Regions from separate parts of the Homo sapiens genome. Here region 1 is linked to region 2. The links are chromatin contacts, found by Hi-C or POLR2A ChIA-PET in ENCODE. All regions are on one chromosome and are shown on one strand. Each heading gives the region's core, a stretch centred on a gene start or an enhancer-like site at or near the end of the contact. The rest is flanking DNA. Distances are from core to core; before and after follow the strand shown. Region 1 overlaps EPB41 (erythrocyte membrane protein band 4.1). Region 2 overlaps EPB41 (erythrocyte membrane protein band 4.1).

Region 1 (4,071 bases), core at 1,230-3,729, 39 kb before region 2:
ATGAGGCAGACTAAATTATTCCATCAGTATTCAGAATACTTATCAACAGAGACTTTTTAGGAAAAAATACAAAATTATGAATACAAAACTAGGGATGAAAACAAATACCTATCTAGAATGAGAAAACCACAAGTTACATATTTTAAAAAGCTGAAAAATAGGCTGAGCATGGTGGCTCATGCTTGTAATCCCAGCACTTTGGGAGGCTGACGTAGGAGGATAGCTTGAGCCCAGGAGTTTCATACTAGCCAGGGCAACATATGATACCACACCTCTACAAAAAATTTAAAAATTAATGGGACGTGGTGGCATGTACCTGTGGTCCCAGCTACTCGGGAGGCTGAGGTGGGAGGGTCACTTGAGCTTGGGAAGCTAAGGTGGTTCTAGCCTTGGCAACAGAGTAAGACTCTGTCATTAAAAAAAAAAAAAAAAAAGGCTGAAAAATAGCACAAATATCACAAAATTTAGAAAAATAGCTTAACATTTTAATTAACTGATATGGTGTCATAGTTCATTTTTTTCTGTATTTTTGGCTTCATACTCCTCTAAAGAGTTTTATATTATGACTTTGTAATTTTTTTTTTTTTTTTGAGACAAAGTCTCGCTCTGTTGCCCAGGCTGGAGTGCAGTGGTGCGATCTCGGCTTACTGCAACCTCCGCCTCCCGGGTTCAAGCAGTTCTCCTGCCTCAGCCTCCCGAGTAGCTGGGATTACAGGCGCCCGCCACCACGTCTGGCTGATTTTTTTTTTTTGTATTGTTGGTAGAGACAGGGTTTCACTGTGTTAGCCAGGATGGTCTCGATCTCCTGACCTCATGATCCACTCGCCTCGGCCTCCCAAAGTGCTAGGATTACAGGCGTGAGCCACCGCGCCCGACCAATGACTTTGTAATATTTTCAATAGAGACAGCACAAAGATAATTCAGTCTTCCTTTTAGCTTGGTGGCCTTGGCAGGGGCCAGTACAAATGAGGGCCCTGAGCTTAAGCTTATTTTAACAGTAAATCTACTTCTGCATAGTAAGTAATCTTAAGAGATGAACCAAGAGGTTGTAATATGCCTAGTCTATATTTTAAGCATTTATTGCAATTGTTTGGTTATTATAAGTTGCTTCATGTGAATCATTTTCTTGGATTTAATGTTCAACTAGAAACTTGTAGTGTTTTGTTTTGTTTTTTGTTTTTTTTGAAATGGAGTCTTGCTCTGTTGCCCAGGCTGGAGTGCAGTGGCACTATCTCAGCTCACTGCAGCCTCCGCCTCCCGAATTCAAGTGATTCTTCTGCCTCAGCCTCCTGAGTAGCAGGGATTACAAGTGGGTGCCACCACACCTGGCTAATTTTTGTATTTTTAGTAGAGATGGAGTTTCGCCATGTTGGCCAGGCTGATCTCGAACTCTTGACCTCAGGTGATCCACTCTCCTTGGCCTCCCAAAGTGCTGGGATTACAGGCATGAGCATCATGCCTGGCCTCTATATTTTTATCTTTTCTTCCAGGAGCCAAAGCTGCTGCTTTTTCTCCTTTTTTTTTTTTATGCTTCTCTCCTACCTCCTTTAAAAAAAAAAAGCAGATATCTTTTTTTTCCCAAATAATTCATGTTATTGTTAATGTGGAGATGAAAAACAGGCCAAACTAGTTATATATTTTCAGTCTAAGATCTTTCTCCTCTGTTAAGTTTTAGACTAGATATTCTTGTTTTGTCAGGCTCTCAGTACATTTTCTCTTCCATGTCAACTCTAATTCTCTTCATCTCTTCTTTTGGTAGTGAAAATCAAGTAGAATATTAAAAGACCATATGCTCTGCAAATCACTTAGAAGCAAACTTGCTCTGTGATAGTATGGCCTTGATATTTGTCATTAATATTATTCGTTGTTTTATTTTTGGGGTAGCTTTCTGGAGGTCAAGGGTTTACAAGTAGAACAAAGAAATATGAGTAGTTAGTGACCGAAGAACTAAAGCTTTTTTCCAGGATTTTCTTGTTTTACAAAGACACGTATAGACATTTTGTTAGATTTTTAAATACCTCAGTTGACAATTTAAATGTTGAGAGCCCAATACTGTTAGTATTGTGAATATATTTGAGTTGAATATATTTGGTATATTTAGTTTGTATATTTAATTTTTTGAAAAAGTTTTGTCTTTATGTATTTTTTTCTTTAACATTTGAGCTTGAATCAATAAAGGGCAGCAACAGAAAAGCATTTTGGATCAAACATATTTGCCGTGTTCACTATATTTTGATGATAAATAGATGGCAACATTTGTCTTTGAGTCTGTCTTGTTCTGCTCAAAAAGCAGAAAAGATAGGAAGAGAGAAATAAGTAAGATTTACTGCACTTTGCTTAATATTCTTACAGCAATAACACACCTTAGCTGGTGGTATTTTCCTTTTATGAATCATAAAGTCAGACTGGGAGAGGTAACTTATCTAAGGTCATGAAGCTAGTAACTGAGGGTGCTAAGACTCAATGTTTAGCTGACTTCAAAACTGATGTGCAGCACTGTGATTGGATTTGGAACTCTCTTCTATTGTGGTTAGGGTAGTGGTAAACTTTCATCCTATTCAGATTTTCACAAGTCATAATTTATTGTCACCTAGGATGACCAGGATTCAATCTAGGCTATCACATTGCATTTAGTGGTTATGTCTTCCTTAGTCTCCTCCAATCTGTGATAGTATCTCCTTGCATTTCATAGCATTGATGCGTTCATAGAGTATCGGCCAGGTGTTTTACAAAATGCCAGTCGGGGTTTGTCTGATTTTTTTCCACGATTAGATAGTAGATTTTTGGGAAGAATACAGAGGTGATGTGTCCTCAGTATGTCATGTTGGGCAAAGCAAGACCTAGTCTAAAAAAACCACACACACGGTTTTAGATTTACAGATTTATTGTGAAGATAGTACAGAGTCCCTATATACCCCACACTGCAGTTTCCTCTATTATTAATATATTAGTATAGTATATTTTTAACATTAGTAAACTGATATTGATACATTATTGTTAACTAAAGTTCATATTTTATTCAGATTTCCTCAGGTTTTTTTCCTAATGTCTTTTTCCTGTTCCTGAATACCATCCAGGATACCACATTATGTCTAGTACTCATTTCTCCTTACAGTTTTCTTGGTTGTGATTGTTTCTCAGACTTGCTTTGTTTTTGATGATCTTGACAGTTTTGAGGGTTGTTGGTCAGATATTTGTAAGATTGCCTCAGTTGGGATTTGTGTGATGTTTTTGTCATTATTAGACTTGATAATGTGTTTTTGGGAGGAAGACCCAGAGAGGTAAAGTATCATTCTCATTACTTCCTATCAAGGGTACATCCTATCAATATGACTTATCACTACTGATGTTGACCTTGGTCTTAAGGTAGTTTATCAGGTTTCTCTGCTGTAAAGATACTTTCCCCCCTTTTCCATACTGTACTCTTTAGATGAAAGTCACTATGCATAGCCCACACCTAAGGAGTGGAGAGTTGTACTCTACCTCCTTGAGGGCAAAATATCTACACAAATTATTTGTAATTCTGCATCAGAGACTTTATTTTTCCTCATCTGTTCAATCATTTATATCAGTGTGGAGTCATACTGATATGGATATTTATTTTACACTTTGGGTTTTAATCCAGTATTACTTCATTTATTTTGTTGCTCAAATTGTTCCAGCTTTGGCCATCAGGTGCTCTTTTGGTTGGCCTCTGGTTCTTTTGACATTGTGTGTGTGTGTGTGTGTGTGTGTGTGTGTGTGTGTGTATTTTAATACTTTCCTACTTTGTGGTACTACAAAATGCTCCAGGCTCATCTTGCATATTTCCTGCCCGGCTCCTAGAATCAGTCATTTCTCCAAGGAGTCCCCATTCCTTTTATTGGATAATGGCATTAGAAACCAAGATCTGGCCAGGCACGGTGACTCAAACGCCTGTACTCCCAGCACTTTGGAAGGCTGAGGCAGAAGGATTGCTTGAGTCATGGACAACATAGTGAGGCCTTGTCCCTACAAAAAATGAACAGAACTAGCCAGGGGTGGTGGCGCATCCTTGTGGTCCCAGCTACTCAGGAGGCTGAGGGAGGATCG
Region 2 (3,769 bases), core at 968-3,467:
TATTTGAAATATTCAAACTGGTACTAAATCTTGTCTCTGTGCCAGTATTATATTTTCTGGTGGCCTGTAGTATATTTTTCATACTTAACAATGGTAAGAGACAACTGCTGCATCTATTCCAATTTCCAGAGTATCTGCTAAAACAATCCATGATCCAGTTCATGTTTGTGATTCCCACTTGTATTCTTACTAGATGATATTTGATAGTTAATTTACTGTAGTTTTCTGGTTAAAGTGAAATTTACTAAAATAGTCTTATGGTATTTGAGTTTCAAAATTTTAAAGTAAATATTGTTAGATTGAGTTGGCTCTAAGAAACTAAAAATAAGAGAGTAAGGAAAGTTCCATACTCTTAACTAAAACCCCTTTGTAGCTAGAAATCTTCAGGCTTTGTTTATATTTACCTTGAAATTTTTAAGGCTAGTAAGCATTTTATGTGTGGTTCTCCTTCCTTTCAGTTACATTTTCAGGCTAAATTATTCCATTGTTTTATGTTTTCCGGGAGAGTTTATATGGATACAACACCTTATATAAATAATGGCATTAAAGACTTTTAATCTCAACTTGGAAAGAAAGAGAATAGTCATGGTGTGATTGATCTGAAGGTCACTTACCTTATAGCCTCAACTAGACACAATATAATGGAAACTTTAGGCTTATGTGGTACTTGAAGAGCTAGAAGTGATTTCATAAAATCCATGCATTGAAGTTGTCCAGTAATGTGAAGCATTAGTCTTACTCTTCCTTAGCATTTACTCTCTTTTTTTGGAGATGGAGTCTTGCTCTGTCGCCCAGGCTGAGTGCAAAGGTGCGATCTCGGCTCACTGCAGCCTCCACCTCCCAGGTTCAGACGATTCTCCTGTCTCAGCCTCCTGAGTAGCTGGGATTACAGGCGCGTGCCACTACGCCCAGCTAATTTTTGTATTTTCAGTAGAGAGAGGGTTTCACCATGTTGGCCAGGTTGGTCTTGAACTCTTGACCTCATGTGATCTGCCTGCCTTGGCCTCCCAAAGTGCTGGAATTACAGGCATGAGCCACCACACCCGGCCGCATTTAATCTTTTTTTTTTCTTTCTTTCTTTCTTTTTTTTTTTTTTTTTTTTTTTGGGACAGTGTCCCTCTGTCGCCCAGGCTGGAGTGCAGTGGCGCGATCTTGGCTCACTGCAACCTCTGCCTCCCAGGTTCAAGTGATTCTTCTGCCTCAGCCTCCCAAGTAGCTGGGATTACAAGCGCCTGCCACCATGCCTGGCTAATTTTTGTATTTTTAGTAGAGACTGGGTTTCACCATGTTGACCAGGCTCATCTTGAACTCCTGACCTCAAGTGATCCACCTGGCTTCGGCTTCTCAAAGTGCTGGGATTACAGGCATGAGCCACCGCGCCCGGTTGCATTTACTCTTTAAACAAAATTTTAACACACTTGGCTATCTGGTTTCTGAATCAATGTAGATTAGCCAATAACAGATTAGAAGAAGAGACATTGGAAGATGCTTGTTGGCAGGCCACTTTGACATCAGCAAGAAATGTGAGTTAACTCTTCAAATGAGCAAATAGGAAACCTAATAAAGGCAGATACAAAAAATAAAAAAGCACAGTATTCAGATATCTTTCTGAAAGAGCTAATCATCACTATAGACTTCAGTAGCCTATGAGGACATTAGCACTGCGTAGTAATTCAGGTTCATAATGATGACTAAATCAATAACGACTCAATTATGGTCTATAGATTTAAAAAATGAAACAAGGAAGCATATAATCCATTTCATAAAGATTTCCATCTAGAATGGCTAAAATAATACACTTTGACACTTTTTTTTCTTTTGAGACAGGGTCTCATTCTGTCACCCAGTCTGGAGTGCAGCGATCACAGCTCACTACAGTCTCGACCTCCGCGCTCAGCTGATCCTCCCACCTCAGGCTCACCACCCCATACCCACCCCTACCCTGCCCCCGTAGCTGGGACTACAGGTGCACGCTACCATGCCCAGCTAATTTTTTGTATCCTTTGTAGAGATAAGGTTTCACCATGTTGTCTAGACCAGACTGATCTTGAACTCCTAGGCTCAAGTGATCTGCCTGCTTAGGCTTCCCAAAGTGTGCTAGGATTACAGGCTTGAGCCACCAAACCCAGCCCACTTTGACACTTAAAAGAAATAAAACTCAATTCGGTGGAGATGAATTTTTTTTGTTTCACATTGTCCTCATTGATGCTCAGTAATCATTGATCCAGTAGTGTATTTTCTGGGAGGGCCTGGGCCCAGGTGGTACACTTTTAGACTATATCCAGACATCTTTTAAGTATATGCCTGAATTCTCTAGAGAAGTAAAGAATGTGTTTTCATCTTCTTAGAAGAAGATGAGTAAGAGTTTGTTTATTTAAAAATATCTTTGAATGAGTTGATTCAGCGGTATTAGTCACCATAGAAATGACTTAAATTAAAAACCAAGTTTTTGAAAACAGCATGATCATGCTCAGTGACATTCCTGATTCACTCAGTATGGCAAGCAGTTTTTTTTTTTTTAGACAGAGTCTTGCTCTGTTGCCCAGGCTGGAGTGCAGTAGTGTGATCATGATTCACCGCAGCCTCCAACTCCTGGGCTCAGGCAGTTCTCCCACCTCACGTTCCTGTGGAGCTGGGACTACAGGCTCATGAAACTATGCTTGGCTAATTTTTTTTTTTTCCTTTAGTAGAGACATGGTCTCACTATGCTGCCCAGGCTGGTTTCAAACTCCTGGGCTCAAGCAATCCTCCCACCTTGGACTCCCAAAGGGCTGAGATTACAGGTGTGAGCCACTGCAAGGCTTCATAAAGAGTAATTTAACATTCAAATAATTTCAAGAGGATAGAGGAAGAATTCTGAAGAAACTCTTTTGTAAATTTTAAATTACCATTTTCATCCAAAGACCACATTGGTGATTATCCTATTCTAGAGGTGCTAATTAGTGTACTTAAATTGAGTTAGAAAGGAAAGATACTTTCCTGTGGTTTTGGGGGATTGATTTTTATCAGGAAAGAAGCTGTTTTCTAGCATAGTTTTGAAACCTTCATACTTGAACATATTTTCTTTCTGTCTGAAAGAATGTCACTAGTTTCTGTCCTCTGACTAGGGAAGTAAAAGGGCCTATTATCCTTTACTTTTGCTTTTACCCCCTTATTCTCCTAATCCAAATGGTGACTCTTGAGTTTATAATATAGCCCTTCTCTGGTGTCCTTGGGGATATTGGGGGTGGGGGAGAAATAATATAGCCTTTAAAAAATAATCCATTGTATAACTATTCTAATGTCCCTTTTGTTTATTTTTATTTTTCAGAGACAGGGTCTTGCTCTGTCAACCAGGCTGGAGTGCAGTGGTGCAGTCATAGCTCACTGGAGCCTCAAATTCCTGGGCTCAAGCAATTCTTCTGCCTCAGCCTCCCAGATAGCTATGACTACAGGCATGCACCACCATGCCCGGCTACTTTTTTTATTTTTATTTTTTTAGAAACAGGATCTTGCTGTGTTGCCCAGGCTGGTTTGGAACTCCTAGTCTCAAGAGATACTCCTGTTTTGGTCTCCCAGAGTGTTGGAATTATAGCTGTGAGCCACTGTGCCCAACCCCATTTGTTTTCTTTCTTCCTTCCTATTTGTAAAATCTTAGCATTGGTAAGGACCTGAGAATTCAGTTAATGTAAGGACCCACGTACTAGAAGAATCCTCTCTCTGGCATCTACAACAGATGGGCATTCAGCTTGAGTGAATATTTTTGATGATAATCTCACTCTTCCCAAGC

What was found. Hi-C counts contacts between places; a loop is a spot of excess contacts on that map. ChIA-PET counts read pairs that join two places held with the same protein, here RNA polymerase II (POLR2A). Pooled maps may share reads with other maps.
Region 1: a map of PC-3 shows a loop between it and region 2 (2.2-fold over the local background). The contact joins two enhancer-like sites. A Hi-C loop is called at or near these places in 8 of 168 maps with a recorded cell type or tissue (B cell, CD4-positive, alpha-beta memory T cell, CD8-positive, alpha-beta T cell and 5 more), 12 of 37 single-sample maps with no recorded cell type and 15 of 50 pooled maps. POLR2A ChIA-PET finds 5 or more read pairs at or near these places in 16 of 52 experiments (A549, A673, BJ and 12 more).

The regions. Positions count from the first base shown.
Region 1 is chr1:28,930,957-28,935,027 of GRCh38, forward strand. The region is part of intron 1 of EPB41 (erythrocyte membrane protein band 4.1); the gene reads left to right. The region is part of intron 1 of LOC124903886 (a long non-coding RNA gene); the gene reads right to left. Among named protein-coding and RNA genes, the nearest start is that of EPB41, 18 kb to the left of the region's middle. Within about 2 kb of position 2,480, at least 3 of the 41 ENCODE cell types and tissues checked have a DNase peak (open chromatin) inside an H3K27ac peak, as active enhancers do.
Region 2 is chr1:28,970,099-28,973,867 of GRCh38, forward strand. The region is part of intron 1 of EPB41 (erythrocyte membrane protein band 4.1); the gene reads left to right. Among named protein-coding and RNA genes, the nearest start is that of EPB41, 57 kb to the left of the region's middle. Within about 2 kb of position 2,218, at least 3 of the 41 ENCODE cell types and tissues checked have a DNase peak (open chromatin) inside an H3K27ac peak, as active enhancers do.